2 separate regions of the Homo sapiens genome follow, and region 1 is linked to region 2. Evidence: chromatin loops called from intact Hi-C (ENCODE). Cell type or tissue: PC-9. All regions are shown on one strand. Each heading gives the region's core, and the rest is flanking DNA. Links, peaks and the distances in the headings are about the cores only.

The links. Hi-C counts contacts between places; a loop is a spot of excess contacts. Peaks named below come from ENCODE experiments on the same cell type or tissue, not always from the same donor. Only the 100,000 strongest peaks of a DNase experiment are listed, where the experiment ranks them.
Region 1: a loop joins it to region 2, with 5 times the contacts of the local background. A loop is called at or near these places in 4 of 110 quality-filtered maps.

The regions. Positions count from the first base shown.
Region 1 is chr14:74,853,446-74,869,054 of GRCh38, forward strand. PROX2 (prospero homeobox 2) reads right to left here. Exons shown (of 6, transcript NM_001243007.2): 3 at 9,085-10,563; 4 at 4,962-5,069; 5 at 3,356-3,550; 6 at 1-1,857. The coding sequence starts at 10,389. The coding sequence ends at 1,687. It overlaps LOC124903348 (a long non-coding RNA gene), which reads left to right and starts at 5,061. Exons shown (of 2, transcript XR_007064269.1): 1 at 5,061-5,321; 2 at 5,388-5,990. RefSeq lists an enhancer at 1,236-2,435. In PC-9, for the core only: CTCF peaks have their summits at 7,660 (motif pointing right) and 7,863; a DNase peak (open chromatin) is centred at 7,656.
Region 2 is chr14:74,932,911-74,948,519 of GRCh38, forward strand. PGF (placental growth factor) reads right to left here. Exons shown (of 7, transcript NM_002632.6): 4 at 15,597-15,609; 5 at 13,469-13,498; 6 at 13,303-13,365; 7 at 8,924-9,823. The coding sequence ends at 9,796. LOC107984690 (a long non-coding RNA gene) reads left to right here and starts at 9,819. Exons shown (of 3, transcript XR_001750826.3): 1 at 9,819-11,522; 2 at 12,330-15,609. RefSeq lists an enhancer at 1,530-2,097 and a silencer at 13,549-13,598. In PC-9, for the core only: no CTCF peak of the experiment used is centred there; a DNase peak (open chromatin) is centred at 7,351; H3K27ac peaks cover 942 bases.

The DNA.
Region 1 (15,609 bases), core at 4,468-12,467, 79 kb before region 2:
TTCTGAGTGCAATTGGATGTACTGGAGGGCACTTAACCTTTAGCCTGTAAAGATGGGTTTGGGCTAAGTCTGTTTTGTTTTTCCTTTCAGCTGTTTGAAGAGAAAATTCAAAGGAAAATTCATCTTTCATACTTTTTATGCTGATAGTTCTAGTAATAGTTTAGGGATTTTATCTCATCTGCTCCAGCAACACCCCACCAGAAAAATTATGGAAGTTGAGTAGCCGAATATGAAACTTGTTTTATATAGACAGGAAAGAAGCTAATGAACTCACAGACACCCCTTATCAGGACTACAAAGCCCGAGCTGTGTATTACCCCCACCCCACCCCACCCGGCGTACCTTTGGCAGTGCTTACAAAGACTTGATCCTGACTAGCTTAGAAGACAGATGCAGTTACTCAGCTTTGTACATGCCTTGCCTATATACTCAAGAGTGGGTCACAATTGTGCTGGGCCAGCAGCAGGGGGAAATGTTGATTTCATGAATTCCTTCATCAGTGGAAGGTCAGCCATGGACTGTAATTTTGTTATGGAGTGGGAGAATTTCCATTTCTGTGTGATGCTGCATTTGTCCCAGTTATGCCATTTATCATCTGCAAGGCTGTGCACAGCCTGTGCAAGCCTCCTGTCTGGACTGCGGTTCTTCCTTCCCAATTTAAGCAGCATGGGCCAGATGATCTCCTAAGGCCCTTTCTACCTTTCACAGTCTGAAGTTCAGCTTCTTCTGCATATATGAGGTTGGGGCACCAATTGCAATGGTCAGCTGGAGACTATTTGCATTATCCAGCTGATAAACTCTTCCAGCAGACAAATGTGAATAAACAGCAACACTCAAGTCCTGCATAAAGTTTGTCTTGAGTTTGCTGAAATGATCAGCAGAAATCTTGGGCGGTGAAGTGCTCCTAAGTGCTGGGCAGGAGTTGTCAGGTGACGGTGCCCTGTCAGCGCTGGATGCTTACTAGGGGTGGGGTCCTGCTTGAGATCCTGAGTTAGCTGCAGGAGATGGGTCCAGCATGCAGTTGGGCATCAGAAAGTCTTGGTTCCTCCAGGCTCCTGACTGTCCCTATCAACCCAGATGTCCTAGCCTCATAGGCTTTGGCGAGTTACCTTGCAGTTCTAAAGCTTCTGTTTGGTCATCTTTTAAATGATGATAATAACTACTTTTCAGGGTGAAAAGCTTAAAGTATGTGAAAGTATCTAGCAAATAGATGGCGCTTTATAATTAGGTGACTAAAAACAGCAATTTGTAAAAACCCCAAATAAGATAACCTTATCTGAAAGAGGGGCTCAAAAAACTGACATTTGTGTGTGAATGACATTGCATAGGACATACTGTCCTTTAATCCTTAACAACCTCATTTTACAGATACAGAGATACCAGGAAGTTCCCAGGGTCACAACACCTGGAAACAATGGAGTTGAGCTTCAAGTCTTCTGATTGGAAACTTGTGTTCCTTTTACAATATACTACCAATACACCAATATAGTTAGTACATTTTATAGTTAAATTTCTGATGATTCTGGAAAGGGAAATAAATGATCAAAATGGTAATAGTACCTGTTTTGATAGAGGAGATTTCCTTGTGCCCTTTTTATATGACTACAGCTAAATTGCCCTTTAAGACAAACCCAGGAAACCCTAGCCAGTCACTCCTCACGTTGTGGGATCTTAACCCCGAAACAGCTACTGGGGATAGCTGGAAGATTTGAATATCTCTGGGATGTCACTGTCCAGTTTCGAAATAATTTTATAAATGGGTTTCTTCCAGGAAGGATCTGAGTCTCTCCCTGCGGAGACAGCCCTGAAGAACTCCTGTAACGTCAAGCTGGCAATTTCCAAGAAGCAATCTGGAACCTGCATTTCCAAAGAGACCCACAAGAAAGAAAAGACGTGAGGTTGGGAAGCACTGGTGCCAGAGCCCTCACTAGCGGGTGCTGCCTGTTTCTTGGGTAGTGGGCTAGGAGCATCCCTGCTCTAGTGGCCCCTGATTCTGCAACCCTAGGACTCCTCTGCTTCCTCATCAGACACAAACCTTGATAAGACAGCTCCAGTGAGAAAGCCCTGGGAGAAGGTGAATTAAGGACACTTCCTTTGTAGGAGGAGCTGATCTCGCTAATGGGCGACTTTTTAACTAAGCAGGTCAGAAAATCTTACTGAAAGTAAATCTGTGGCTCAAAGAGACTTCGGTATTCTTTTCCCTAGTACTAACTGTGGAAAGGAGTGCCCCCAAGCTTCTGACTGTCATACCTCATTCCACTGCCTTTTAGGGCTGGGTCTGAAGAGCTTACACTCCTGCTTTCAGAGCTGGTTGACGGGGGTGCTGTTCTAGAATCCTAACCCAGACTGGCACCATGAATGATGGGTTGCCCCACTGCCAAGCTCCAGACCCAGCTTGGCTTGGGGCTTGCTGCCACTGCAGGTCAAATGACCACCCTATGTGGAAAGATGCAGCAGTGCTGCCTGTCCCATACTGGCCGTGACCCCTTGAGCCTCAGAAAGGGAGACATGGACAATTTTCCCCACAGGTAGTCTTAGCTTTCCAAACATACTCTGACTCACCAGTCAACCAGTGGATGACCACAGTTCTTGTATTTTTTGGAGGTATCAATAAACCACTCTTTGTGATCACAGTCAAGGGAGAAGTCAAGAAGAGGGAAGTGTAATCTGTGACCAGATATACCCGGCACCTGCAGAATCAGATGCCAGCCTAACAGCTGTCAGCTGTGCATGAGGCAACATGCATCTCTTGATTAGGAATGTGCGCCAGTGACACCTAGGCTCACCTTTCACTGACGCTTTACCTCTGAGGTGCCACCAGTGTGCCTTCATAGGGATCCCCGAGGGACTGAGCTTGAGTGTTGTTTATTGTTATTTCCAGAAAGGATTTGAGGTGACTTGCTATGGAAGGCCCACTGATACATTTTCAAGGGAAAATACAGATAAGAATCAAATCATGAAAAGCATAGAAATTGTTGAGAAAACCTAGGCCAAGACTAGGTGCCACAACTGAGCTCAGCATTCAGTCCTGAGCCTCCTGGCACTAAGGCAAAAAGGTCAGGAAGTTATGTAACTTGATAATGACAGGGTATTCAGTCTAAGATGGTGTAACACCTGGCAGCCCTCTCACTAAGCTTCAGAATGAAGACTGGCTGTTGACTCAGTTTGCTGCTTCCACCTGTTGCCCAAGTGAAGATGTTGAGGCTGTAATCTTTGTGGATGATACAGAGATTGGCCCAGGCTGCCCTGGCTCTCAGTAACTTAAGGAGACACAGAAGAGGGATCTTTCCTAAAACTCGAATCATATAGGGAAGACACTCATCAGATCTCATGGGAACCCAGTACATGGTCTTACCTCAAAGTCATTTCCCTTGTTGTAGTGCATATTGAGAGCTTGAAAAAGTTCTGAATTGCGGAGAACCACCAGCATTTTGGGATTTGTGACACCATCTGAAATTGCTTGCCGGGCAGATTTTTCCATTTGGATGTAATAAAACTCACGAAAGTTGCTGAACCACTTGATCATCTGGGAGGTAATGCAGCGGTTGAACTGTACAAACAAGAGGTCCATCCAGTCAGACATTTGCCACGAGGTGCTCAGAATTAGAACTGTCTGCTTCCAGCTCAGTATAGGGGTTCATATACGGCTTTAACCAGCATTAACAGGGGCTTCCTTTAAAAAAAGAAGCGAAGCCACCGCTATTTTCCAAGCCTATTTAGTTATACTCAGAAAAATCTAAATTAGCTACAGTGCCCATTAGAACATAACTTTTTTTTGATATGCTAGATTTATGGGGGTTGTTTTACCCATGAAAAGCTTTTTGTGGTGTTTGAGTGGGACTTAGGGGTCACGACCAGTGTGGTGCCAGATTTTGCTGCACCCAGGTGGACTGCATGGCAGGCCTGGGGCCTTCCACTTGGATAAAGGGCCAAGGGAAGGGCAAGATGTAGGTCAGGGAGCAGTTTATTAGCAACTTTGAATTGTGGAATGAATTGAAATCAAAATCAGAGGTTGCTTCAGGGATCAACCAACCAACTGAATATGAGGGAAAGAAAAGCTTGAATGATGTAGACCAAAAGTATTAACAGCCCCTAACCCAACACCCAAAGTAAAAGAGGCCCTCAGAAACCTTTTATGGGAACAGGGGAGGTCTGGTCCCAACAATTAGTTTGATTTTCCTTATTGTCACACTTCATCTGTATGTACTTTCACTCAGTTTTGAACTATAGCAATTTGAACATAAATTTGACAGTGTCTGACACTCTGTCTCTCTCTCCCTCTCTATATATATTTTTTGTTGTTTGTTTGTTTGTTTTTGTGTGTTTTTTTTTTTTTGAGATGTAGTCTCGCTTTGTCGCCCAGGCTGGAGTGCAGTGGCGTGATCTCTGTTCACTGCAACATCCACCTCCTGGGTTCAAGTGATTCTCCTGCCTCAGCCTCCGAGTAGCTGGGATTACAGGCGCACGCCACCACGCCAGCTAGTTTTTGTATTTTTAGTAGACATGGGGTTTTACCATGTTGGTCAGGCTGGTCTCGAACTCCTGACCTCAGGTCATCTGCCCACCTCGGCCTCCCAAAGTGCTGGGATTAGAGGCATGAGCCACTGTGCCTGGCCTATATTTTATTTTTCATAGTGTCCCCAGCCAAGGCAGAAAACTAGCCAAAAAGGCCACTAACTAGTGTTTCTGTTTCCCTCTACTTTTCCTGCCCATGTGTTTCTGTTTTGGGGATTATCTACAGCTCAGTAGCTTAAGAATTTAGACAGCCAGCCTTTCTAGCCTAAAGTTATTCACGGTTATTTGGGTAGAGTCTCAGCCCAGAACTGGACATTGCTTCCATCAGCAACACTAAGGGGAGCTTGAAGTGCACATATGATGACCTAGGACTTGCCTCACACCAGGCAAAACACACTGCCTCTTGGGAGTTCTGCAGAAGCTGCCATTTAGTTGAGTGACTTTACCTGAACATCAGGAAAATAAACCTTCAGGAGGTTGGAGCTGGGATATCGTGTGAAGAAAAACATTAGTTTGGCCTTCTTCAAGTGACCAGGGTTTAGACCCTCCTGGATTTATCTCAGTGTCAAGGAAAATGAACACTTTAAAATGCCAGTTTATCAATTAACTAGTGAATTCCTTGTTCCTGTGGTTTCTATTTGATTTCATTTTGTTTTTCTGATTGGAATTGTGTATTTGCTCCATTTTTCTGTCTCTGGAAACTCTGGTCAAATAAGCTGGATGACATATGTGCACAGTTAAGTCACAGAATGTAAAAATCATCTCGATGTGGAAAAGTTATGTAGCATAGATGATGTCAAATACAGGTTGGTGTATTTTGTGTGTGTGTGTGTGTGTGTGTGTGTGTGTGGTGTCTTAGATGTCAAATACAGGTTGGTGTATTGTGTGTGTGTGTGTGTGTGTGTGTGTGTGTGTGTGTGTGTGTGGTGTCCAAGTGGGATGGGAAGAGATGGCAATTCTATCCCAGATAAACCATTTCAAAACCCCAAGCAGAGATTTACTTCCCCTCTCTGCCTCAGTTTCCTCAGCTGTAAAACGAGAAGAGTAAACTAGGTGGTCCCCATTCTGGCTGTCACTCTTATCATTGCCTTCACAGTGTTGCCTTTATAACCAGCAAACATCTAAGCAGGCTGAATACCAGCTCATATTTTGCTCTTGCTCAAGAAGCTTGAATGGTTGGGTGGTACCCACTCTCCATTTGCCTGGCAGAACTATCCCTCATCTTTCAGGTCTCAGCTCAGAAGCTCCCACCTCTGTTAAACCCTTCCTTGCCAAATTAGGCCTTCCTTACCCTGGGCTATGAAGACTCTTTGTACAAACTGTTGCAGCGATGACCTTATTGGAATTTTTACTGTATGTTTGTCTCGTCTAGACTGTGAGCTCCTTGAGAGTGAGGACCTTATCTTTTCATCTTTGTGCCTAGCCCAGTGCTAGGAACATAGCAGGTGCTCAATAAATATTTGTTGTGTGAAGGAGTAAGTGAGTGAACGGTCAACCTTAATCCATACACATATATGGAAATTAGATTCCAAACTATACCTCACTCTGGGAACAGACAGATTCCTTCCCCTTTAACAAGAGTCGGAGAATTGTGATGTGACTGCCTAGCACTAGGGCAGGACGGAAATGAAAAAAAGATTTACACAAATACGCTTTGCATTTTTAGGGACAGTCCTTAGGCTGGGTGAGAAGCATTACACAGAGTAACCTGGGATCTCAGATCCGAGAGCTGTAGCTTAAGACAGTGAAGACTTCCACATAGGATGAATCTGTTTAACCAAAAGAAACCAGACCAACTGACTATGGTTATAGGTGGCCCAGGCACCTAGTTGCTGCACAGGAGATCCCTCCCTGCTGCCCCATCAGCCCCTACTTACCCTTCCTACAGATCCACAAATGCTGTGGAGAGAATCCTGGATTGGGATTCCAAAGACCCAGTTTCAGACACTGATTTTGCCATCTATTAGCTGTGTGACCTTGGGCAAGCCACTTAACTGCTCTGAGCCTCATTGCTAAGATGTGGAGTATAGTGGTTAAAGCTTGTACTTGGCCATCAGATCCCGGGTTTAAATCCTGGTTGCTCATTAGTGTGTCTTGGGACTTTGGACGAGTTAGCTCCCTTCTCTGTCTCTGCTTCTCGGATACCCGATCTTAGAGTGGATGCTTGAGAACGGTGAGATAATACAGGTCTAAACCCGTTATCTGAAATGCTGAGCCAAATGGAGTTTGGATTTCAGAATTTGTTAGCTTATAAAGATAATACGATGTGTGTACCACACATTAATTAACATCCACAGCTGAGACAGTGTATAATCCAATACATTAACATTTCTGCAGCAGAACGTATGACTATACTAAGTGGGATAAAATCTATTAATAGCCTCCAATCAGTGCAAGCCAGGTTTTGCTACCAAAAAAAAAAGATTGCATCATTCTTAGGGGGGGAAAATCATAGGGCCTGTCAAAGCTTTATGGGTTTCAGAATTGTAGCTAAGTGGTGGTGGGCACATATGTGTGAAGTGCTGGTAGCAATGCCTGCCACCGAGAAGGTGTTCTGTCAATGCTCCCCTCGTGATCTTCACATCTGCCCTACCTATGTCACAGGATGTCATGTGAATGTGAACGTTCTTTTTATGCTGTAAAGCAGCTTGCTCTCAGGTGGCTTTCATGGCCCACAGGAATAAATCTCTTGGAATATAGGCAGCAGGAATGAGGGAAGAGTTGAGGGGCCAGGGTGCTGCTAGGGGGTCCCAAGTCATTCCAAAGATAGTCAAGTACTTCACCCATGCAGCCAGTCCTGGCTTAGGTATTTCTTAGGATAGGCCCCAAACCTCCAGAAGCTCTCTGAGCCCAATCCCCAATTTAGGGGGCAGGAACAGGCACATGTAGGTGCTCAACAAATAGCAAATTCTGGGAGACTGAGGTGTTTTTGCAGCTGTCTGAATTTAATGGAGAGTCAACTAGTGGTTATCAAAGGCCCAGACAGGTAGCCTTTCTTATAAAGAAAATCTGTCTATGGTGGAATCTCTGCCTCCAAGAGTGGTGGCAAGTGAAGTGTTCTCAGCATTGGTTTTACAGTTGCTCGCTAACTTCCAGGAAAGCTTTGGGGTGTTTCCAACACTTTTGACCGGCAGGGGGCGCTCATGGCATTTAGGACACAAAGGCAGGTTCTGGCATGGTAATGAGCTGGTCCCACCCCATCCTGCTGCCCTCACAGTAGTTGCCAGGCAAAGGACACGACTGTTCCCACCTGGATATGCAACTCCATAGACTCATCAGCTTCTGGAGATTCCCCTCAAAGCTGCACACAAGAAGCAGCAGCGTGAGCACAGCTAGCTTAAAAAGCAACATCCAAAATATATTCTCAAGAACTTAAGTTCTGCAAGATGCTTGTTAGAAGTGGTCATATGGGTTTGGGGCTGTGTACATTCTCCTCTTAGAGCTTCCATTTACTCATGTTAAAGGCTCTGAGAATTCCTGCAGAAAAGAAACTATCTCAGTATTTCCCCAAGGTACTTTTTCTTCTAACTCAACAATTATTAATATCCCGAGGGTTACTCTGGGAAATACATTAAGAGAGTAGTGTCTACTTAAGGGTTGCAAAGATGATGCAATAAGATCCAGAGCCCTGCAGATCAGCCTGGGCCACTCAGGCCTCCTCATGGGGAGCCTCCTCTCCCTTCATATGCCCAGCCCCTAGTCTCCAGGCACTCCATTGCACCTTGGAAGTTGTTCCTTAAACTGGAGACCTCTGGCCGTTTCCAGCCACCTCTCTGGGTTTAATCCCCGAGGAAAACTCCTTTTCCATTTGGCCCAGAAGTTTCTTGTTCCTCATCTGCTCCCCAGGAATTATCTACACAATATAGGATTTTTGCTTGTAGAGCTATGGGGTTGGGGAGGCCATACCTTAGATGACGTCATTCCTTTGACCCTCTCCTCCTAAGTTTATGGGTGGCTGACAACCAAATTATGGATTCTTTCTTCCTTAGGGTATTCATTGTATTTCAGAAGCCTATTTGAGTCTCAAAACAAAACCCTTTTAGACCCAAAGGAATAAGTCAAGTGGCAGAACCCGATGGGTCATAGAAGAAGCTAAGTGAACCTTCCCAGGTCCTTAAATTCCAGAATGTGGTCACCACTATAAGCTGAAGGCCCAGAGCAACATTAAGAAGACCCTGAGTGATCTGTCCCCAGCTCCTCTTCAACTTTTAGTTTTCTTGTTTCTCTGCACAGTGTCAATGGTATTTTAAATTATTTATTGAAACATTGTCTCTCTCTGTTGCCCAGCTGGAGTGCAGTGGTGCAATCATAGCTCACTGTAACCTCGAACTCCCGGGCTCAAGCAATCCTCCTGCCTCAGCCTCCTGAGTAGGACTACAGGCATGGGCCATCATGTGCAGATAATTTTTTATTTTTAGAGATGGGGTCTAGCTATGTTGTGCAGGCTAGTCTTGAACACCTGTCCTCAAGTAATCCTCCCACCTTGGCCTCCCAAAGCACTGGGATTACAAGCATGAGCCACACTGCACCTGGCCAACAATGAGAACTTCAATTGCTATTAAAGGATATGTGGACCAAAGAGAAAGGCAGTGCCTCCATGACAGCATGCAGGCCTCTCTGTTCCATCTTCACCGAGGGAAGAAGGGGTAGACTTTCCAGATGGGCAGAGGTGAAAGGCAAGGGACACTGCTGCTGGCTCAGGACCAATGGTTGCGGCTTAGTAGTTCTCCAAGGTCGTAGGGCAGGCTCTGAGGAGGGGTGCCTCTGGGAAGATGAGTCCTGGGGAGGACTGCTACTCCAATGGCCATTGTTGTATCTATGACCCAGTAGCTGGCTAAGAATCTGATTTTCCTGGATGTGGGAAGGTGCAGTCAAGGGAAAGTTTGCTGGGGGATCCTGACAGGGTTTGGGGGTCATTCTTGGAGGGATAGGGTACCTAGGAGAATCTAGACGCTTGGCCAGTGATAAATTTCCTACTGGGACCCCAGCTTGTAGCTGGACCCTCCTGGGCAAGGCAGCCAAAGCAAGTGGATCTTTACAGGCCCCTCCCACAGGAGGTGAGGGCTCGCTTCTACCCTCTGCCACCTGCCCCTGGAAGCTTCTGCCCAGCTGAGTCAGGTGGCCTGGTGGATCCAATAGTACCTTTTGTAATACCGAGTCCACAGCCTGGGACACTGCCCTGGTCAGCTCTTTCCTCAGAATCTCTAGTGAAGCTGGTGCTCCAGAAGGAAGGAAACTGGGCTTCTCAGACTCTTGGTGTTTTTCTGCCCCAGAGAGGTCCTTGCTGGTACCTTGCTGGTGGTCACCGTCCACAACCCAGGGGCGAGGCCCACAGCCATTCCCCTGCTTTGCACTCAGAGGGCCTTTCCCCGTGCCACAGCCTCCTGGCCCCTGAGCTGTGTCCCTGGGCTTGGCAGCCTGTAGGATGTGCTCTTGCAGATGTCTTAGCTGTTGCTTCAGCAGATGAAGTTGTTCTCTCACACGAGGGCCCCCCTTCCTGTTGCCCTGGTCCCAGGCAGGGGCTGGCATCAGGAGGCCTTGCGGTGTGGGAAGGTTCTGCTTCCTCTTCCTCTCTCGGGCCTTCTTTGGGCAGCGTGGGCTGACCCCAGCTTGCGCATTGCCTGGCACCAGAGGATTCGGGGAGAGACACATGCCTCGGACAATGGTCTCCACTCTGGCCCTCTTTGCCTGGATGTGCTCATCACCAAACCATTCGGGGTCTGTAGGGCTGGAGCTGGGGACCTGACTCCAGGGAAACGGGGAGTCTCTATCCAGCTCTGGAGGGGATGAGCTTCTCTCGCCTTCCGTACAAGCTTCTGCTAGGTGGGAGCAGATCTGGGGCTGAGGAGAAAGCAAGATGGAGTTTGGATCCATCCCAGGCACTTGTTCAGGGCTTCAGGAATTCCTCCTCCTTATTTCCTCAGCTGGAAGTGCACCCAGAATGCGCTGGGCTTCCTCCTCTGCACTTAGAAGGGTAAAGAGCCACTGTCACTGAGGAAGGATTCAGATTCTGGGATGCCAGGGCTCATGAACCTCCTGGGCAGACTCCTGAAATTAGAGACAGGAAGAAAAGAGTACGTGTGACTTTGAACAGTCCTTTTAAAATGTGAATGTGCAAACATTCAACGCGGTCTCGTTAAAGTGTAGATTTCAATTCAGTAGATGTGGGGTGGGGCAGAGATTCTCCATTTTAAGCCAGCTCCCAGGTAATGCTGATGCTGCTGGTCTCAGAACCCCACTTTGAGGAGACTCCGAGAGTGATCTTACAGGGAGAAAAATCTTCTCCTGCTTGGGCATAACAATAAAATAATAATAATAATAATAATATCGTAGTGGCAGCCGCCTGAACAACTGGCATTATGCCAAGAACTCTACATCCATTAATTTAATTAATGTGTCATAACAGCTCCATGAGAATGTGGTCATGCCTATTGTCTACAGATAAGAAAACAAGATCAGAGAAGAAGCTACTTCCCTATGGTCATGCAGCTCGTAAGTGACAGACTGGGGTCAAACCAAGCGTTGTCTGATTCGGAGTGACTTTTCTAGTGACTAAGGGCAACAGAATCACCCAAGGCACTTCTAGAAATAGCAAATTCGGCAGGGTGCGGTGGCTCACGCCTGTAATCCCAGCACTTTGGGAGGCCGAGGCAGGCGGATCACCTGAGGTTGGGAGTTGGAGACCAGCCTAACCAACATGGAGAAACCCTGTCTCTACCAAAAGTACAAAATTAGCTGGGCGTGATGGCGGGCGCCTGTTAATCCCAGCTACTTGGGAGGCTGAGGCAGGAAAATCACTTGATCCTGCGAGGTGGAGGTTGCCATGAGCCAAGATTGCCCCGTTGCACTCCAGCCTGGGTGACAGAGCGAGACTCCATCTCAAAAAAAAAAAGCAAATTCAGGCCGGGCAAGGTAGCTCACACCTGTAATCCCAGCACTTTGGGAGGCCAGGGCGAGTGGATCACCTGAGGTCAAGAGTTTGAGACCAGCCTGGCCAACATGGTGAAACCCCATCTCTACTAAAAATAAAAAAAATTAGCTGAGTGTGGTAGCATGCGCCTGTAATCCCAGCTACTTGGGAGGCTGGGGCAGGAGAATCACTTGAACCCAGGAGGCGGAGGTTGCAGTGAGCCGAGATTGTTCCATTGCACTCCAGCCTGGGCGACAGAGTGAAACTCTGTCTTAAGAAAAAAAAGAAAAAGAAAAAAAAAAAAACACTGCCGTCCTAACTCTTGGAAAAATCAGATTACGCATTCACTGTTCAACTATTTATTGAACAACTATTTATTGAGCACCTGCTGTGTGTCGGGCCTTCTTCTGGGCTCATGGAGTGAGCAAGATCAGCATAGTCTGCCCTCCTGGAACAGGCAGTCTAGCAGGGAAAGCAGAGAATAAACAAACAAATATATTTTCAGTGTGTGATACCTGCTGTGAAGAGAAAGCACAACAAAGGGTTGGAAACTGGAGAGAGCGGTTGGGGAGAAGGAGGGAGCTATTTCAGGAAAGACTGCCTAAAGCTGTTTTATTCCCACAAAGCATCAAAGTACACTATACTCCAACCACGTCACTTGCTTTCTAACTAATAATAATCATTGAACTGGGCCGGGCGCGGTGGCTCACGCCTGTAATCCCAGCACTTTGGGAGGCTGAGGCGGGTGGATCACAGGTCACCATCCTGGCTAACATTCATGAAACCCCGTCTCTACTAAAAATACAAAAAATTAGCCAGGCGTGGTGGCGGGCGCCTATAGTCCCAGCTACTCGGGAGGCTGAGGCAGGAGAATGGCATGAATCTGGGGGGCAGAGGTTGCAGTGAGCCGAGATCACACCACTGCCCTCCAGCCTGGGCAACAGAGCGAGACTCTGTCTAAAAAAAATCATAATCATAGTAATTAAACTGGCAGAACTGATATTTTAACCAACAGGGACACTACAACGATACCCTGGATATGTTAAATTTGATATAAGTACTAGACAGACATCTAAATGTCAAGATGTCAAGAAAGCAATTGGAGACTGGGTGCAGTGGCTCATGCCTGTAATCCCAGCACTTTGGGAGGCAGAGGCGGGTGGATCACGAGGTCAGGAGTTCAAGACCAGACTGGCCAACATAGTGAAACCTTGTCTCTACTTTAAAAAATACAAAAATTAGCCGAGTGTGGTGGCGGGCACCTGTAGTCCCAGCTACTTGGGAGGCTGAGGCAGGAGAATTGTTTGAATCCAGGAGGTGGAGGTTGCAGTGAGCCAAGATCACACCACTGCACTCCAGCCTGGGTGACACAGCAAGACTCCGTCTCGAAAAACAAAAAACAAAAAACCAGAAAGCAATTGTAGAAATAAGCCTGGGGTTCAGTCAGGGAGATCTGGGCTAGAAATGTAAAATTGAGGGTGGTCAGCATGTGGCTGGATGAGGTCACGAAGGGAGTAAATGTAGACAGAGAAGGGAGGAGGGCCAAGGTCCAAGTCCTGGGACACAGGGACATGAAGAGGCTGGGGGCATGAGCTGGCATCAACCAAGGCAACTGAGAAGGAGCAGTCAGAGAGGCAGGGGGAAACCTAGGGGTGTGCGAGGTCCTGGCAACCAAGTGAAGTAAATGTTTCTAGGAGGAGGGAGAGGCCAAGTCACAAAGGGATAGTAAATTGGCCATTTGAATTAGTAATGTGGAGTCACTGGGAATCTTGATCAACAGTTTTGGTGGAGTACAGGGAGAAAAAAGCCTGATTGACGTGGATTTAAGGGAGAGGACAAGAAGAGGAGTAGGTGACATTGAATCTGACAACTCTTTCAAGGAGTTTTGTAAAGAGGACAGAAATGAGACAGTGCTGAAAGAGAAAATGGGGTCAAGAGAGAGTTTTTCAAGATAGGCAGAATAACAGCATATTTGTAGGCTGATAACAATGTTGCTGCAGAAAGATGAAATATGTTAATGTAGGCAAGAGGGGGAGAATTTCTGGAGCCATGTGCTTGAGTAGGAAGGAGGGGAAGAGATCTAGTGCACACAAGGAGGGATTGACTTTAGACAGGGGAATGCTCAGTTCATCCATGCAGCAAAAGGAAGAGCAGTGGAGGCACACCAGTACAGGCAGGTGGATAAATGTGATGGGAACTGGTGGAAATTTTCTTTTGATTGTTTCCATTTTCCCCATGACATTGCCACTGGTATTAATCTTCTAAAATGTAGCTAGCTCTGCTTATGCCCCTCTATGGAATCAAAGTCTTTGCTAGCTTCCTGTGGACTAGAAGGTTCAGATGTCTCAGCTCTTCACAAACATGGTCTCGATCTAACTCCTTTGGAGCCACTACCCTCAACAATTGCCTGTGTCCAGCTGTCCTGGACTTTGTGTTCACTGAACAGGCCAGGCTCCTTCCAGCCTCCGTGTCTTTGCATTTACATTCTCTTGGCCCGACCAGCCCTTCTCCCACTTTTCCACGGACAAACTCTTATTCCTCTTTCAAAATCCAACTGAAATGTCACTTCCTCTCTGAAGTGATCAATGCATCTTCCCCTTTGGTCTGTGAGCTCCCTCTTTGTGTTCCCAAGTAGTGCCTGACTGCCAGATGTTACCAGATGTTTGCTAACTCCATTGAATAAATTGTCCATAAATACTTCATTTATATTGATTTTTGTCTCCTCAATAGACAATACTTTATTTCAGATCTCTCTAGCACCTAGCATGGAGGCTTGTGCATGGAACAAAATCAATGCAGACAGAAAGACAGACGGGTAGATAGAGTCATTGAGGAGAAGAGCATAGAACCACTAAAGCTGCTGAATCTCCCTTGTGGGTTATTCAAGGTATTGTTTCTGAGGTTCCGTGTAGTCTGTGTGCTCCAGAAGACAGATCTACTAGGGTAACAGATGGGACCAGTGTGTTTAATGAAGCAACAATGAACAGAAATATCTTGAGGCCAGAAACTGGAAATCCAGCCAGACTCCACTGTGGCTGGGTACCCAGAGATGTTTACGCCCATGCAATCATGGAAACTCTGCCTCTGGGCTGCTGAGAAACAGGAAACCTCTGTGCTGAGGCCGGCGTGCTGCCCACAGCCCTTTATCTGGGTAAGTCTGCATGAAGCAGTGATGCTTTCTGTTTGAAAATTAGCTACTAGCACTCTCATATTCACTGATGGAGGTAGCAATTGTCATAATCCTTTAAAAATAGCTTTATTGCATCTCTTAGACGATGAAAGTAATGTAGGATCATTTTACTTCCCAAATATAGAAATGTATTAAGAGGAAAAGAAAGACACTCTAATGCCACTCCCAGAGAAAATCAGTTAAAATTTTGGTGTTCATCATTTTTGCCAAGCTCTTTTCTCCATGTACAGAGAAGTTTATAATTTCTCGTAATTATATATATATATATATATATATATATATATATATATATATATATATAAACAAAAATGGTATTATAGATATATAGTTTTATGCCTCCATTTTTAAATCTTTCATGTGGATGAATATCAATCTACAGCAACGTTGTGAAAGCTGATAATATTCCATTGTATAGATGTACCCTAATTTACTTAACAAGTTCTCCTTTGATAGATTCCTTCTTATATTTTCACTATTATAGAAGCATAGACAGGCCGGGCGCGGTGGCTCACACCTGTAATCCCAGCACTTTGGGAGGCTGAGGCAGGCGGATCACGAGGTCAGGAGATCGAGACCATCCTGGCTAACACAGTGAAACCCCGTCTCTACTAAAAAAAATACAAAAAATTAGCTGGGCATGGTGGCGGGCGCCTGTAGTCCCAGCTACTCGGGAGGCTGAGGCAGAAGAATGGCGTGAACCCAGGGGGGCGGAGCCTGCAGTGAGCCGAGATCACGCCACTGCACTCCAACCTGGGCGACAGCGAGACTCCGTCTCAAAAAAAAAAAAAATAAGATAGTATGGAGATAGATGGAGAACATAGACCCACAAATCAGACTGCCTAGACTTGAATCCCTAGAGCCACTTAGCTAAGTTTGTGACCTCTCCGTACCTCAGTTTTCTCATCAGTAAAATGGGCATAACCATAATATCTATGGTTATTGTGGAATTCACATCTGGATCCAATAAGTTAACACATGTTATATTTTTAGAACA
Region 2 (15,609 bases), core at 3,720-11,719:
AGGCACCTGGAGGAAGAATGGGTTTGATTTTTTTTGCTGCCATTCCTATTTCTGTGATGGGAAAAACCTCTTCACACAGAGTCATATCCACAAGGATGTTTATCACAGTATTATTTATTAAAACAACACCAAAAAAAGAGGACCTACATATCCAACAATAGACCCTTTAATCAAATTATGGGATATCCAAATGATGCAATACAACTCAAGACTTAAAAATCATATTGTAGCAGAAGGGAAATACAACTCCGTATGTATGAGACAGAGTTTTGCTCTTCTTGTCCAGGCTGGAGTGCAGTGGTGTGATGTCAGCTCACTGCAACCTCCGCCTCCCAGGTTCAAGCAATTCTCCTGCCTCAGCCTCCTGAGTAGCTGGGATTACAGGCACCCGCCACCATGCCCGGCTAATTTTTCTTTCTTTCTTTTCTTTTTTTTTTTTTAGTAGAGATGGGGTCTCACCATGTTGGCCAGGCTGGTCTTGAACTCCTGACCTCAGGTGATCCACCCACCTCGGCCTCTCAAAGTGCTGGGATTACAGGCATGAGCCACCACACCTGGCCAGTGTATCATATGTTAAGTTTAGGAAGCAAGTTATAAAATAACAAATGTATTACGATCCCATTTTGGTATGGGGAGTTGAGTATATGTGACAGGGTGTCTCCTTCATCTGTTCCTTTCTTCCCTGTCTTCATCCTTGGTGGTGATGGTGGTAGTGGGGTCTTTGGATATAATGCACCATAATAAAAATTATGCCAAGAGATGTGATCCACTTTATCAAAAAGGAAATGTATTTGTTTTGTAGGTGCTCCACGTGGGGACACACGAGGGTCCACCACAATCTCCCAGGAGGGAGCTGGGTCCTGGGAGGAGGGCAGAGGGATCAGAGAGAGGGAGACCAGGGGGAGGAGTTTCTGGCCCCAATTTTGTACCAAAGCTGGAAAAAACAAAGTGTTGCTCATTCTTTGGATTTTGGAAAATTTGTGATAGATTATAAGACAGATTTTTTGGGGGGGTATTGAAGAAAGGTGTAACCACTCATTATCTGAAACCACAGGCTGAATTTACTGCATGCTTAAGCAAGGGACAGCTGTACTTGCAAGGCACAGCGTATCTCTGAGCAAAGCAGAGAATTAATCCCATACAGGTTTTGGGAAGTGTGTGGTTTAAGGATGGGTCAACGTGTGCTGGTTGATCTTTGGCACAGTCATTGGCATGCAGCTGTTGCCGACTGGTTATTTTCAGAAGCGTGGGGCTAGTCCTGATTGAGTGCATAGTTTCAGCAGCACAGTTACTGAAACACATGGCCATATAAACCAGGTTTATAATTGGTTCTAAGAGTCACTTGATATCATAGCCACATACCAATTAGTCTTTTCCTAAGAGGGTGGGCATGTTTTATTCTAGGGGGAAGAAGGGGAAGGGCAGATAGCTCTATATACACACAAAGAGGAAGGTCTCAGTAGAGCAGCCTGTGTGTCTTCTCCGCTGCTGGAGCTCATCTTGACTGGCCAGGGCTGGTTCCTAAGAAGGATCCCAGGCACCCAGAGCCTCCTGGGTTTGGATGTGAGAGGAAAGTCCTGTGACCTCCTTTGCCTCTCCCATGTCTGGAGAGAAGCTGTATTTCCGGCTAATCCAGGAGCGACAGCTCCAGGGTGCACCCCAGGTTCTGACATGGGGACTTGCAGCACCCCCCCAGGTTGGACCCTGACGTGCCTGGCACCCCTTGTGAACCCAAGACCTCAACTTCAGCTTCTCCGCACAGCAGCCATGGCCAGCTGTCAGCCGCCACCTCCTCCGAGAGGCTGGAATTCCTCGGGCAGATTTCTCACCCTCGCAGGACTTCTTTCCAGCGTGTCTGGCAAGTGAGAGGGCTTCGCAGGCCCCAGGAGAGGCTTGTGGCAGAGAGGGCTTTGAAAGGGAGAGGAGGAGGGAGGGTACTGCTGTTACAGCCCAAGCCTTAGGCCCCCGCTGAGGACGTCAGGTGGCCCATGTCTGGAAACACCCAGCGCTGTGGCCCACGTGGTGACTCTTGGGTGGCCCAGGCTGGGTGTGTGGGGGCAGGGCCTCAGAGAAGAGAGAAGGAGAAGGGGAAGACCGAGGGCTGGGGGTGGCGGTGGAGAGGCCACTGAGGACAGGGAGTGGAACAACCTTGCAGAGAGTGGTGCAGGGAGAAGTTACTAGAATGGCAGCACCCTCTCCCGCCACCCAGGCGACACCTCTCGGGGAACCCACCTCTGCGAGGGAGCCCTCAACTTCCTCCCGGCCTGACCTGCCTGCTCGAGGGTTTCCACGGTCACAAAGTTACCTCAGGGACTAGAAAAGAACCATCTTTTTGGCCTGGAGCCTCTGAGGTGGGGCCTCCTCGGCCTCAGTCACAGCCAAGGTCAGGGGGAAGGAGAGCGCCCCAGGCTTCCCTCAGGAAAAGGAAGGGTCCGGCTTCTTTAGGGAAACAGCTGCTGGGATCTGGTGCTGACAGACGGCCATCTTTCCACACCAAGGCTCTGGCCTGTCACCACCCTGTCTGGGGCCTCGAGTTCCCACCAGAGTTTTCATAGGGGCCTCTTCTGCTGACCCACCCAATCCACCCGCAGATGGTCTGGCCCGCCTCTCAGACTGGGAGCGGACCCAGCTCACTTCCCTACCGCCCCACTGCCCTTCTCTCTCTCCATCCTCAAGAGGAGGTGAGGTGGTGAGGGGCAGTGAGCACAGGCTTCGGATTCAATTCCACGTCAGTCACTTATGGTACAGTTTTAAATTCTGACTCGCTTAACTTACATGGCTTTGGACCAGCCTGGGCCTCAGCTCCTTCATTTGTAAGATGAGGAGGTGGAAATGGATTATTTGTAAACTTTCTTTCAGCCCTAAATTCCATGATCATATCATATTATTGTTTAATTTCTAATTTTTTTTTTTTAGAGACAGGGTCTCACTCTGTTGCCCAGGCTGGAGTGCAGTGACATCATAGCTTTCTGCAGCCTCAAACTCCTGGGATCAAGCAATCCTCCTGCCTCAGTCTCCCAAGTAGCTGGGACTACAGGTGTGCACCACCATACCTGGCTAATTTTTTTTTTTAATTTTAATTTAAGATGGCATCTCACCCTGTCACCCAAGCCGGAGTGTAGTGGCGCGATCTCAGCTCAGTGCAACCTGCACCTCCCAGGCTCAAGAGATTCTCCAGCCTCAGCCTCCTGAGTAGCTGGGGCTTGTAGCCCCATGCCCAGCAAATTTTTGTATTTCTTGTAGAGATGGGATTTCACCATGTTGCCCAGGCCAGTCTCAAACACCTGGGCTCAAGTGATTCACCTGCCTCGGCCTCCCAAAGTGGTGGGATTACGGCGTGAGCCACCATGCTCGGCCATAATTTAAAATTTTTTTGTAAAGACCTCAATTCATTGCCAAAGCAATCCTCTCGCTTTGGCCTCCCAAAGTGTTGAGATTACAGGCGTGAGCCACTGTGCCCGGCCACGTTATTGTTTAAAAAACATGCCTCTTGCAGCCTAGCACAGCCCTAACTCCCCAGCATGGCACCCGGGGCCCAGCCCGCCTACCAGCCTTAGCCATCACCCTCTGATTCACCTGCCTTAAGCATCAGCCAAACTGAACCGCTGGAGAGTCCCTGTACAGGTAGGGGTTTTGCCAGCTCTGGGGTCTTTGTTAATGGGTTGCCTCCACCTAGAATGGCTTCCCCAGTCATCTCCCCAGACCCAAATCTTGCCTACTCTTCAAGTCACAGCTCAAATGCCACCAGCTTTGCAAAGCCAGTTCTGATGTTCCCCAGCTGCAGGTCATCTCAGGTGGCTTTAGCAGCTCTTCAGCTGCATTCTTTTAGCTACATGGCCTGCTTTCCTTCTATTCTAATCACCTGTGTATATCTGATTCCGCTGACGAACTTTTTAAGGTCAGCGACAATGTCTTATTTCTCTCTGCGTAACCCTAGCTAATCGAGGTGCTCCCCTGGGTTCAGTCTCTGCCTAGTGTCTCACTGAGTGGGCGTCTCTCAAAGAACATTCGGGCCTGCAATGTTAGGGAGCATGACAGTGCTTCCTCAAAGCCCTTCTCAAACTGTCTTATATCAATAGAGACTCCACAGCAAAACCCCAAACTCCTTCTCTAGTCCCAGCCCCGAGGCCTTTTATTTCCCTCTGCCTACCTGCTTGCTTTCTCTTTCCTAGCTGTTAGGTAGACCAGCTTAGCCCTCCAGCTGTGATCTCTCTCCTTATTCCCCTTATTTATTGCAGAATAGAATTTTCTTTAGTAGGTAGGGAAGACTTTTGCTTGCTAATATACTTTGCCCTGTCATACATGTATCTACTACAAAATACCTAGGCCTTGTAGACTCAAAAAATGCTCATGAGTGAATAAATGATCAGGGTTACCAGCCCACGTGCATGATTAAGACCAAACAATCTACTTCTCTCTATCCTTGTTACTTCTCCCTAGACCAAACCACCATAATTGGTTGCCTGGCTTCTCCACAGCCTTTGAAGTGGTATTTGTACTCTAAGTTTTACACTCCTAGAGACCATTTTCCACATAGTGGGTGGAGTGATTGTTCAAAAATGTACCTAATGGCTGGGTGTGGTGGCTCACGCCTGTAATCCTAACACTTTGGGAGGCTGAGGTGGGTGGATCACTTGAGGTCAGGAGTTTGAGACCAGCCTGGCCAACATGGCAAAACCCTGTCTCTAATAAAAACACAAAAATTAGCCAGGTGTGGTGGTGTGCACCTGTAGTCCTAGCTACTCAGGAGGCTGAGGCATGAGAATCGCTTGAACCCGGCAGGTGGAGGCTGCAGTGAGCGGAGATTGTGCCACTGCACTCTAGCATGGGTGACAGAGTGAAACCCTGTCTCAAAAAGAAAAAAATGTATCTAATGTCATTTCATTCCCCTGTTTGAAACTCTGCAGTGGTTTATCTCACATTATAACAAAATTTGAACTCCTTACCCTGACTTGCAAAGCCCTTTATGGTCTGGCCCCTGGCTACTTCCAACATCACATCCCATATCCCCCCTCCCTGCCCATCATGCTCCAGCCACACTGGGGTTCCTTCCAGCACTTTCCACCAGCTGTGCCCTCTGGAGTGCTCTTATCCCTGATCTTTACATGACCAACTCCTTCTTGTCCTTCAAACTTTACCATCAATGTCATCTCCACAGAGATGCCATCCATAACCTCCTGACCTAGAGTACCTTCCCCCCAACGCTATCTCTTCACCTTTCCTTATTTTCTGTTCTGGTTTCTTATTGCTGCATAACAAACTACCTCAAAACAATTTGTTATTATAGTATTTTATGTTTCTGTGCATCAAGGAAATCAAACGGCACAGTGGATACAGCTTGTCTTTGCTCTGTAAGATCTGGGGCATCTGCTAAGATAACTGTAATGGCTGCGGGTTGGAATAGCTTGGGGTTGGCTGAGTCTCTCTCTCTCTCTCTTTTTCCACATCTCTATACGGCCAGCTTGAGCTTCCTTCCAACATGGTGACCTCAGGGTAGTTGGACATCTTACATGATAGCATAGGGTTCCAACAGACCAAGGCAGAAGCTGCCAGTCCTCTTGAAAGCTAGACTTGAAACAAGTATAGGGTCTCTTCTGCTATAGTCTACTGATCAACGCAGACCCAGGCCAATTCAGATTCAAACAGAGGGAAGACACTTCACCTCTTAAGAGGAGGAATGTAAAATAATTCAAGAGCATCTCTAATATGAGAGAACGCATTTTGGCAGCAAGACATTTTCTTATTAATGTATTTGTTTATATGGGTAACTTGCTTATTGAGCAAGTTTTTTTCCCCCTTCCATCATTGCTTCTAGATGAACTATGTTGGTTCTCCTTTTTCTGTCCCGTAACAGTATCTTGGGCAGATCTTCTAGTATTCCTGTTGCTTTAGCTTATTAAAGGCCCAGCCCCATCTAGGCTGGTCCATCTAACCAAGACTAACCATTTCCCTTCCCCAGGCAGGGTCTGGATTTGGCCCAGGGGAGTGGGGAGGGGTGTAGTTTGCCCCTGTACCCCCACTCCTCTCTCTCTCTCCTCCTCCTTTTCTCTCCCCTTTTCTCTTCTTTCACACAGATGGGGAGGGAGAGCTTTCAGGAAAGTCCCTGTCAGCTGTGGCCATTTCTTCTCTGGCTATGAATGTTCCCGGCATGATGGCGTTCAGATGCTAACTCTCTTGTGGGTTCACCACAGGGCCACCTCGCACCACTGTTCCCTGATGTGAGAGGTCCCTTCAGCTCTATATCTCTCACCCCACCACTCAGCCACTGCCCCAACCTCCACCCAACAGCCTACCGACTGTGGGTCTGCACAGCTGCAGGCCTCCCTCTTGGGAGGACATGGACAAGACAGCTCAAGGACATGCACCTTCCGCCATGTCCACCTGACCCATGGGCAACGACTGCTGGGTGCCCCAAGGAGTCCCTGCCCTGTCTGTCTCTGCCTCTTCAATCCTGCCCTCCCCCAACCTCCCTGTCCAGATGGCGCGTGGGCTGATCTCAACAGCAAATCCAGATCCAGGGAGAGGAGGGGAGGGAGTCAGCACCCCAGGACTCCAGTGACCCATCTCCCTCTCTCTTCCTTCCCCTGTCCTGGTCTTCTGCTTATGGAGACTGAGGAAGGGGGTGCTGGGAGATTTGGGGGCATAGCAGAATTGCTTTAACCATCTCTTAATAAATCCTGTAGGCAAATGGGCCTAGTCTCAAATGGTTCCTTTGTTTTAGAATATGGGGTACTCAAGGCCCTTTTTCCTTAGCTCTGAGTCCGGCCACCCATTCGAGCAGCAGAAAAGGCCCACCCAGTACCCTCTGGCACTAGAGCATGGGCTGTCTCTCCCCTCGCATGTGTGGTCCACGAGAGCAGGGTCCTGTGTGTCTGTCCCCACTGGATCCTGGATGCCTAGTCAGTGTCTAGGACACAGAGGGTGCTCCACAAATAGATGACAAGCAAATCCCTCTAGGACCTAAATGGCTGGAACGGCTGCCAATATAGTCAAGTAGGCCAGCTGGCTCCTTCCTACCCATTCCTGCTGCGAGGCTCCTGCCCACGGATGTGGAGTTTTGCTTCTGGCTTCCAGGAGCTTTTCTGGTTTCTGTCTTGCTCTCTACAGGGGTCACTGGCCTGGGTCGGGAGGCTGCCCGCCATGTGGGTGACCTTATGGAGCCAAAAGCCTTGAAGATGCTACCGGGCCTGGGTTGGGGTCCTCAGGGCTGAGCTAGAGGCCTGGCCAGTGGGAGGGGATGGGTGCTCTTCCCAGTTCACAGTGGGTCAAAGGCAACAGCTCAGAACAGCTGCAGCTAAAGAGAGGAGAGGCAGGAGAGGAAGTGCATTTCTTTGGCAAAGTATGTCTCCTGGGGCTGACTCACACCCGTCTATGACCACAGCCAGAAGCACATTCTGACCAGCGTGTCCTGCAGAGTCCCCAGGCCTCGGTGAACAGGGCACCAAGGACAGCTGCCTCAGCAGGGCCACCCCACTCCGCTGGACATCCCCAGCTCCCCTCAAAGCCCCAGGCAGGCCCCTGTGCCCCTGGGTCCCTGTGGGTTTCTCCTCAGCAGCCTCAAATGAGGAAGTGAGGCTGAGGAGAGAATGGGGGAACTTCTCTTCCCCCAATACATATAGCAGCATATAACATCAAAGACACAGACACACAGACACACACACACACACACACACACACACACACACACACACACACCCCTTGCAGGTCAGAAGCAGAGTGGAGTTTGATAGTAAGTGGTTTGGATTAAAAAAAAAATAGGCCTGGCATGGTGGCTCATGCCTGTCATCCCAGCACTTTGGGAGGCTGAGGCGGGTGGATCACTTGAGGTCAGGAGTTCAAGACCAGCTTGGTCAACATGGTGAAACCCTGTCTCTACTAAAAATACAAAAATTAGCCGGGCATGGTGGCGCACGCCTGTAATCCCAGCTACTCAGAAGGCTGAGGCAGGAGAATCGCTTGAACCTGGGAGGTGGAGGTTGCAGTGAGCCGAGATTGTGGCACTGCACTCCAGCCTGGGCGACAGAAGGAGACTCCGTCTCAAAAAAAAAACCATTAAAAAATAATAAGAAGATTTATTTTTTTCCTGCCAAAGCACTGAGGAGGAAGACGGAAGGAACTGGGGGGTAAAAGGCAGAGAAATCCGGGCAGCATCTGCTGGTCCTTGCGTCTGTTCAGCAGCCCGAGCAGGCTATACGTGCTGCCGTTCAGCGCCCTGAGACCCAGCCCAGGATGTCTATCAGGAGGGCCGGAGGAGTTCGGGAGTCCTTGCGGCACTGGGCTGGGGCAGCCCTAAGCCCTGGGAGAGGAGGAGATTGTGCTCTTGATGCTGTTAAAAAGTGGCTGGGACCAGCCTCTCCTCAACTTTGGAAACAAAACTACATCTTGGGAGCTCCTCGTTAGGGAAGGGGCGACCCCAGGGTGCTGTAGAAGCAGGTTGGGCGACCTCCGGGGCAGCCTTGAAGTGGCCTCCACAGGAACAGTCTCCAGTGACCACCCAGGGCCACCGAGACTTGAGCCTGGGCCCCAGTAGAAATGTGTCAAAGCCAGAAGAGCCATCTAGCCAGGCCCCTCAGGTCAGAGATGAAACGTGAAGGCAGAGGGAAGCCCAGTGCCACTCGGTGAGTTATAGACAAAGCCAGGCCTCTGACCCCCGCTTCAGTGCTCTTAACTCTCCATCAGCCATTTCACCTTCTTGGGCCTAAGTGTCCTCAGCTGTCAAAAGGAGGAAGGAAGGAGCAAGCTAACATGTTGTCGTGAGCTGTGACATGCCCTCTCGTCGACTGAGCGAGGCTTTTGAGATAAGGAAACTGAGGCTCGGAGAAGGTGCTGTGCTCTTCCTGTTACACCCCGATCCCTGGGTCTGTCTGGCTTCCGTTCCCGGCTGACGCTCACTGCCCCGGAAGACACACCCACTAGATCAGCGTTTCCACACTAGAATACTTTATTCAAGAGAATCTGGCTTGGCAGTCAGATGGCCCTGCAGGGACAGCTTGTGGGGGTGCCAGGGCCCTTGGGGAACCTGCTCCCCTGCCACTGCCTTCAGCTGGGACGCACAGGCTCCTCCCCTGGTGACCTCATCCCCACTGGCTGAGCTGTTTCTCATCCAGGCAGCTCTTTCTCCAGCCCGGGGCCCACTCTGTATGTGTCTCTTAGGGGGGGCAGGGTGGTGGCACCTTGGCCGGAAAGAACAATGTCCCAGTACAAGCAAATGGCAAAGTGTGAGGGGAGATCACGGGGGACAAGGAGTGGCAAAAGCCCCCAGGCAACCACTGTTCTCCAGAGCTGAATGTTCTGATCTTCAGAAGAAGAGGGGGAAGTGGCTGGATCCCCTCCGCCCGCTGCCGGCCTTCCCACCAGCCAGGCCGTGGCGGCCCCAGCAGGATCCGCATCCCTACTTTGGACAGGAGCTCCGAAAGCAAGGGCTGCTTGTCTGTGCAGAGCCTGAGGCCCAAGAACAGGTAGCAGGGCCCCCTTCTTTCCTTCTGCAGGCCCCTGGAGACCTCCAGGGCCTCTGGGGCCTAGCTTGCCCCTCACGAGGCCACGTGTCTTGCTTCTTTCAAAGCGGAAGCTCCCAGGGGTCTGTGGCTGGCTTCTCTCTTTCTCTCACGTTGTTGAAGGCACTGAATTCCTGAGGGTCCTGTCCTTCCCTGCCCCTCGTCTTGAAGGGAGCGAGGCATTCAGCAGGGAAACAGTTGGCTAATAAATAGAGGGCAGGTACCAGCAGGAGTCACTGAAGAGTGTGACGGTAATAAATACACGAGCCGGGTGCGGGGTCTCTCTCCTCCAAGGGGTGGGTTACCTCCGGGGAACAGCATCGCCGCACCTGCCAGAGACCAAGCACAGACGGGGCGGGTATCAGCACACTGTGGAGGGTGCGGTCTCCTCCTATGGAGGAGGGGGCAGGCCCAGAGGAGGAGCTTGGGCAGGGAGCATGGGGAGGGCGCAGTGCTCCTGGGTCCCTGCTTGCTTCAAGCTGAGGAGAAGCTGGGAGCTACCCTTCACCAAACACTTACCCATGTGCCCAGCCCTGTGCCAAGCACTGTCTTCTTAACCCTCAACAACCTTCCATGAGGAAGGCACCCTGATTATTCTTGTGAAGATTAGGAAACTGAGGCCCAGAGAGGTGAAGAAGCTTGCCTGTGGTCACACGGCCAGTCGGTGACAGAGCCACATTTGAACCTAATCACACTCCATGCAATCATGCCTCTGATTACCCTAAGACAGCAGTCTCCAAACAGGGGAGTACCGCTAGACGCACGTGAGGCCTGAGTACTGACGGTTTTAAAGAAATCCATTTTCAGCCTCCAGGTCTACATTGCCTTAAAATTATTTTTGTGAGGCAGTGGCTGAGATCTGCTTCTCTGGCCACAACACATCTTGCTCATTCTAAATCCTCATAAAGTGCTTTGCTGCCAGGTAAAAGTATTCTGAGGACATGAAAAAAAGAACAATTTGAGATATTGATGTAGGTCTTGAGAAAGAAAATATGGCTAATGACTGGGTAACCAAGGCTTTCAACAAAACTGAAGAACAGCTTAACCAAATTGTCAGCCAGGATATCATGAGAAGTAATTTGTTCTTAGCAGAGCACCTTGAGATTTCTGGCAAATAACTTGGAAGGAAGGAGTTCAAGTAATTGAGTGACATCTAGTCTCATTTACTTATTTATGTGAACATGGTTTCTCAACCTTCTCATCAATAAAAAAATGATAAACAGGAATTAAATTAATGCAGAATCCTGTCTCAGTCTGGCAGGAAGTAACATTCATTAATGGATTCATTCACTAATTGAAACGAGGTAGCCACATCCATCTCATTGAGATGCATTCCCAATCAAATTGATTGTATTTTTATGTTGAACATCTATTAAAATAGGAAGTATTTGTGCTGTTTTGACCAAATGGTGCTACTAAGAATTATTTTGATAATTTATTCCAGGAGAAAATTTAATTTAGGTTTATGCTCACAGGAAATTTAAAATAATTCAAACTCATATATCATTTTTTTGTGGCAGATAAATATGACAAGGTAATCAATAAAAGACTTCTGAAAATTAAAAGTACTGTTACACTAGGCTGAAATTCTTGGGGGTGGGGAGTGAAATGGAAATACAAGTTCCAGGAAAAAAGAAACAATGTAAATATATAATTATGAAAGGAAGTGTTCCTGTATTTTTTTTTTTTTTGCTTGTTAATTTTCTTTTTTTTTTTTTGAGACGGAGTCTTGCTCTGTCCCAGGCTGGAGTGCAGTGGCGTGATCTCGGCTCACTGCAAGTTCCGCCTCCCGGGTTCATGCCATTCTCCTGCCTCAGCCTCCCGAGTAGCTGGGACTATAGGCACCCACCACCACACCCGGCTAATTTTTTGTATTTTTAGTACAGATGGGGTTTCACCATGTTAGCCAGGATGGTCTCGATCTCCTAACCTTGCGATCCGCCCGCCTTGGCCTCCAAAAGTGCTGGGATTACAGGTGTGAGCCACCGCGCCTGGCCTGCTTGTTCATTTTCTTAAAAGTGGATGATGGTGAGTATAACATTAAAATGGCGTATTTAATAGGATACACCTGGAGAGTGTTCTACAATAGCTTTGTATTAAAATATTAATAATATGCCAGAAATTATATCCTTTGTAATGACTTATACTTTTTTTTTTTTGAGACAGGTTCTTACTCTGTCACCCAGGCTGAGGTGCAGTGGATCTATCTCGGCTCACTGCAGCCTTGACCTCCCAGGCTCAGGTGATCATTCCACCTCAGCCTCCTGAGTAGTTGGGACTATAGGCACATGGCACCACGTCCAGCTAGTTTTTGTATTTTTTTTGTAGAGACGAGGTTTCACCATGTTGCCCCGGCTAGGCTTGAACTCCTGGCCTCAAGCGATCCACTCGCCTCGGCCTCCCAAAGTGCTAGAATTACAGGCATGAGGTACTGAGCCTGGCTTGACTTATAATTCTGATGAAAATGTTCAATGTCAACTTAAGAATGGGCAAGGGAGCACATGGGCTTTTGGAATTCTTTTTTTTTTTTTTTTTGAGACGGAGTCTTGCTCTGTCACCCAGGCTGGAGTGCAGTGGCGTGATCTCGGCTCACTGCAACCTCCGCCTCCCGGGTTCAAGCGATTCTCCTGCCTCAGCCTCCCAAGTAGCTGAGATTACAGGCATGCACCAACACGCCCAGCTAATTTTGTATTTTTAGTAGAGATGTGGTTTCACCGTGTTGGTCAGGCTGGCCTCGAACTTCTGACCTCAAGTGATCTACCCACTTCGGCCTCCCAAAGTGCTGGGATTACAGGTGTTAGCCACTGCGCCCGGCCACTTTTGAAATTCTTTCAGGAGATTCCCGAGTGAAATGTCTGAAGACTGCTGCCTTGGGAACAGGAGCCACGGGACACTTTCTGCCTCCGGCTGCCGGCGGGTAACTCGGGCCTGGATGGACTTCCCTGCCAGCTTGTTTCCCAAATTGCCGCGCGGGCCCAGAAAAGAGATGAGAGCATAAACCCCTAGGGGGCGCAGTCCCCAGGATCCCTGTCTTCATGGAGTGGGGCTCATGGGGTCAGGGCTTGGGTCAACTCCACTCCATAGCACGAAATGACTTCCTGGAGTCACGTGCGTGGGGGAGGCTTAGCCCCTGAAGGAGAGCCACCTCTCTTCAGTGACTGATTGACTGTGCACGTGAAATATTTTATTTTTTCTATTTACTCTCACAGATTTGGGTTTTCCCTCCTCTCATCCTTCTCTCCCAGCCACACTCAGGCCTGGGGCTCCATTCTGCTGCCCACAAGGTACGAAGTGGGTTAGAAGCAGCAAGGGGACCCACAGGCAAAAATACTCCTGGGAGACAGTGGCGAGGGGCACATGTTCCCCGGGGCTACTAGGAAGTGGCCCCAGATAACGTCTCAGCTGATGACAGACTTTTAATCACTAAAAGGTAAACACTAATGTGCAGGAATCCTGTTTGTTTGCTCACAGATGTACCTGACACACAGTAAGTGCTCAGTAAATGTTTGTAGAGTGACTGAATGTTTGCTGGACCTCCTGCCCCTCATTCTACACAGAGAAAAGCTAGGCTGACAAAGGTGAAATGATTTGTTGAAGGTCAATGGAAACCTAGGGCTAAGCCGGGACAAAAACCAAGGTCCACTGATGCTTCCTGGGCCCTAGAGTCTTGAGGAGGTGCAGCTCCCTGTTCTGCCCCCAAGACTGGCCTCAGTCCTGCCTCTCCCCCTCCCCAACCTAACCCTGGCGGCAAGGCGGGGCTCCCCTCGGGCCCAGCCTCCTCGCCATCCCTGGGACCCCGCACACTCACAGGTGGCAGTCTGTGGGTCTCTGCTTCTCTCTCCTCCTCTTCCCCCTGCCCTTGGGTCTCCTCCTGCAATAAGCCAAGCGTCAGGACAAGGTGGCTGGGGAACCCCATGCTAGGACAGAGGCTGGCAGGCCCGAGAATAGCCCCGAGCCCCAGCCAAACCACTTACCTTTCCGGCTTCATCTTCTCCCGCAGAGGCCTAGGGAAACAGACAGAGAGAGGGGCAGAGGAACGTTAGGAAAGCAATAAGTGGGGCTCCCTGCCGCCCGGACAGGTCCCCTCCGACATCCCCAGTCCTGGTCCTGCAGCTGACACTGAGGCCACTAGGGGGTAGCATGGAGTTGGCAAGGGAGAGGTGGCCAGAGCCTCAAGGCTTCACTCCCACTCCAGGCTCTGGTGACCCCACCACGAGAGGGACAAATCAACCTCCTGGGGACCCCTGCCACCCGCTTCTGCACTTCTCAGCCTCTTGGCATCAAATTTGGTTGTTTCTGTCTGTTCTCTGTTGCTTTTTCTTTCTCACTTTCTTTGCTGCTTTTTTCCGTTCCTTCCAGGGTGCATTCTGGGAATTTCCTCAGGGACAGGAGATGATGGCCAGACAGCGGACTGGCTGCCTGTCAGGGCACAGCCCCACTCCATCCGGAACAACATGGGGAGTGAGCGACGGGGTGGGAGGAAGGAGGGAGCATCAGCCCTGAAGTCACCAGGCATGTCTGGGCTCTGCCTCCCAGGGCTGTGGCTGTTGGCCCAGAAGCAAGAAGAAAGGTGTCCCTGTTGCCTGGCCCCTGGCAGGGGATAGGGCCTCAGTCTTCACTGGGAACAGTGGGTAGAGACATGGGACAGCATGGTAGCAGTCAGCTTTGGGGCCAGGACATGCTACCCTCAGCTGGTTCCTCCCTTGGGAGCCAGGGCAAGGTACCAGGGCCTCTTGGGACTGTCTGGTTGTACCTCTCCATATTGGGCAAGTGACAGACACTCTTGGAACCTCAGTCTCTTCATCTGCCTGCCCCAAAAGAGTGGCTGTCAGGGCAAAGGGGATGGAGAAGGTGACTCTGGGTCACCACCCAGCATTGCACCCAGGAGGGTTCATTACCGAGCTCTTGTTATATGGCTAAGCTCTGGCTTGGAGGGATGGGTGGAAACAAGTTGAGGCAGGGTCTCCAACACTCCAACAAAAGGGGCAGCCATAGCCCTGCCCAGGAGGCAAGGCTAAGCCTGGGGGCTATTAGAAAAGTGGTCATGGCCATGAAAGGTAGCCTGAAAAACGAAGGCTTACGAGTTAGGTCAGGGCCCAGAATCCCTCCTCCCACACTCACTAGCTGTGATAAATCATGAAACTGTATTGAGCCTTGATTTTCTCATCTGTAAAATGGGGATGACAATAGGGCCTACCTCCCAGGGTTGTTATGAGAGCAGGAACCTTGCTCACCACTGCATCCCATCAGGACAATGCCTGGCATGTGGTAGGTGCTCAATAAATGTATGTGACTAAATGAGAAACATTCAAGTGCCTCCTGCGGGGCTAGGCACAGAATAGGTACACAATAAGTGGTAGTCTTCCCTCCTGCCGCCCCTGGCTAGGGCTCTGGACTTCTAGTCTGGTGCCTTCATCCATGGCCCAGTAGTACCAGGAGCAGCAGCTCAGCCCATTTCTCTCTTCCCTGAACCTAGCTGGCAGTGCCAGGCCTGTTGCTCCTGCTAACCAATGTTCCAAGTGCCCCCAGCACAGGCAGCAAGACTGGTGCTGGTCAGAGGCTCTGTGGATTGGGAGGGGCCGTAGAGGGGTGCTGCAACATCAAGGAAGCCACAGTGTCACTCTTCTTCTGCCCCTTTTCTCCTACCCGAGCTTGTCCTTCTTGCTGCTTCTCAGCCCCGTTTGCCCGCTCCTGTGGGCACACAGCTTGCCCCAGAACGAAGTTCAGACTTGCAATGTCTTTGCCTCCAGGCACCTCTTTCAGAGGCCCGTGGCAGCTGCCTCCCATCCCAGAGAAGGGGAACGACACGCACCGAACCCCTGCGAGGCTGGGAGGGACCCACCCTCTCTCTTCCCTTGCAGTATCTCAACAGCTGTACCCCAGCTGCTGGGACCAGCTCCCTTGGCAAAACTGGCTGGTGGGGGGACAAAATGAATGGTAGCCACCCCTGGTCCTGCCCTCTTGGTCTCCCTCAGTCTGGAAAAAAGTTCAGCCCGCAGCGGGGATGGGCAGCCTTTGCCTCTGCCCTGGGACCCATCTTTGCTGAGGCTGCCAAGAGGACGGGGGCCTTTCCTTGCTACCCACCCGACCCCGGAGACCTACCGGCATTCGCAGC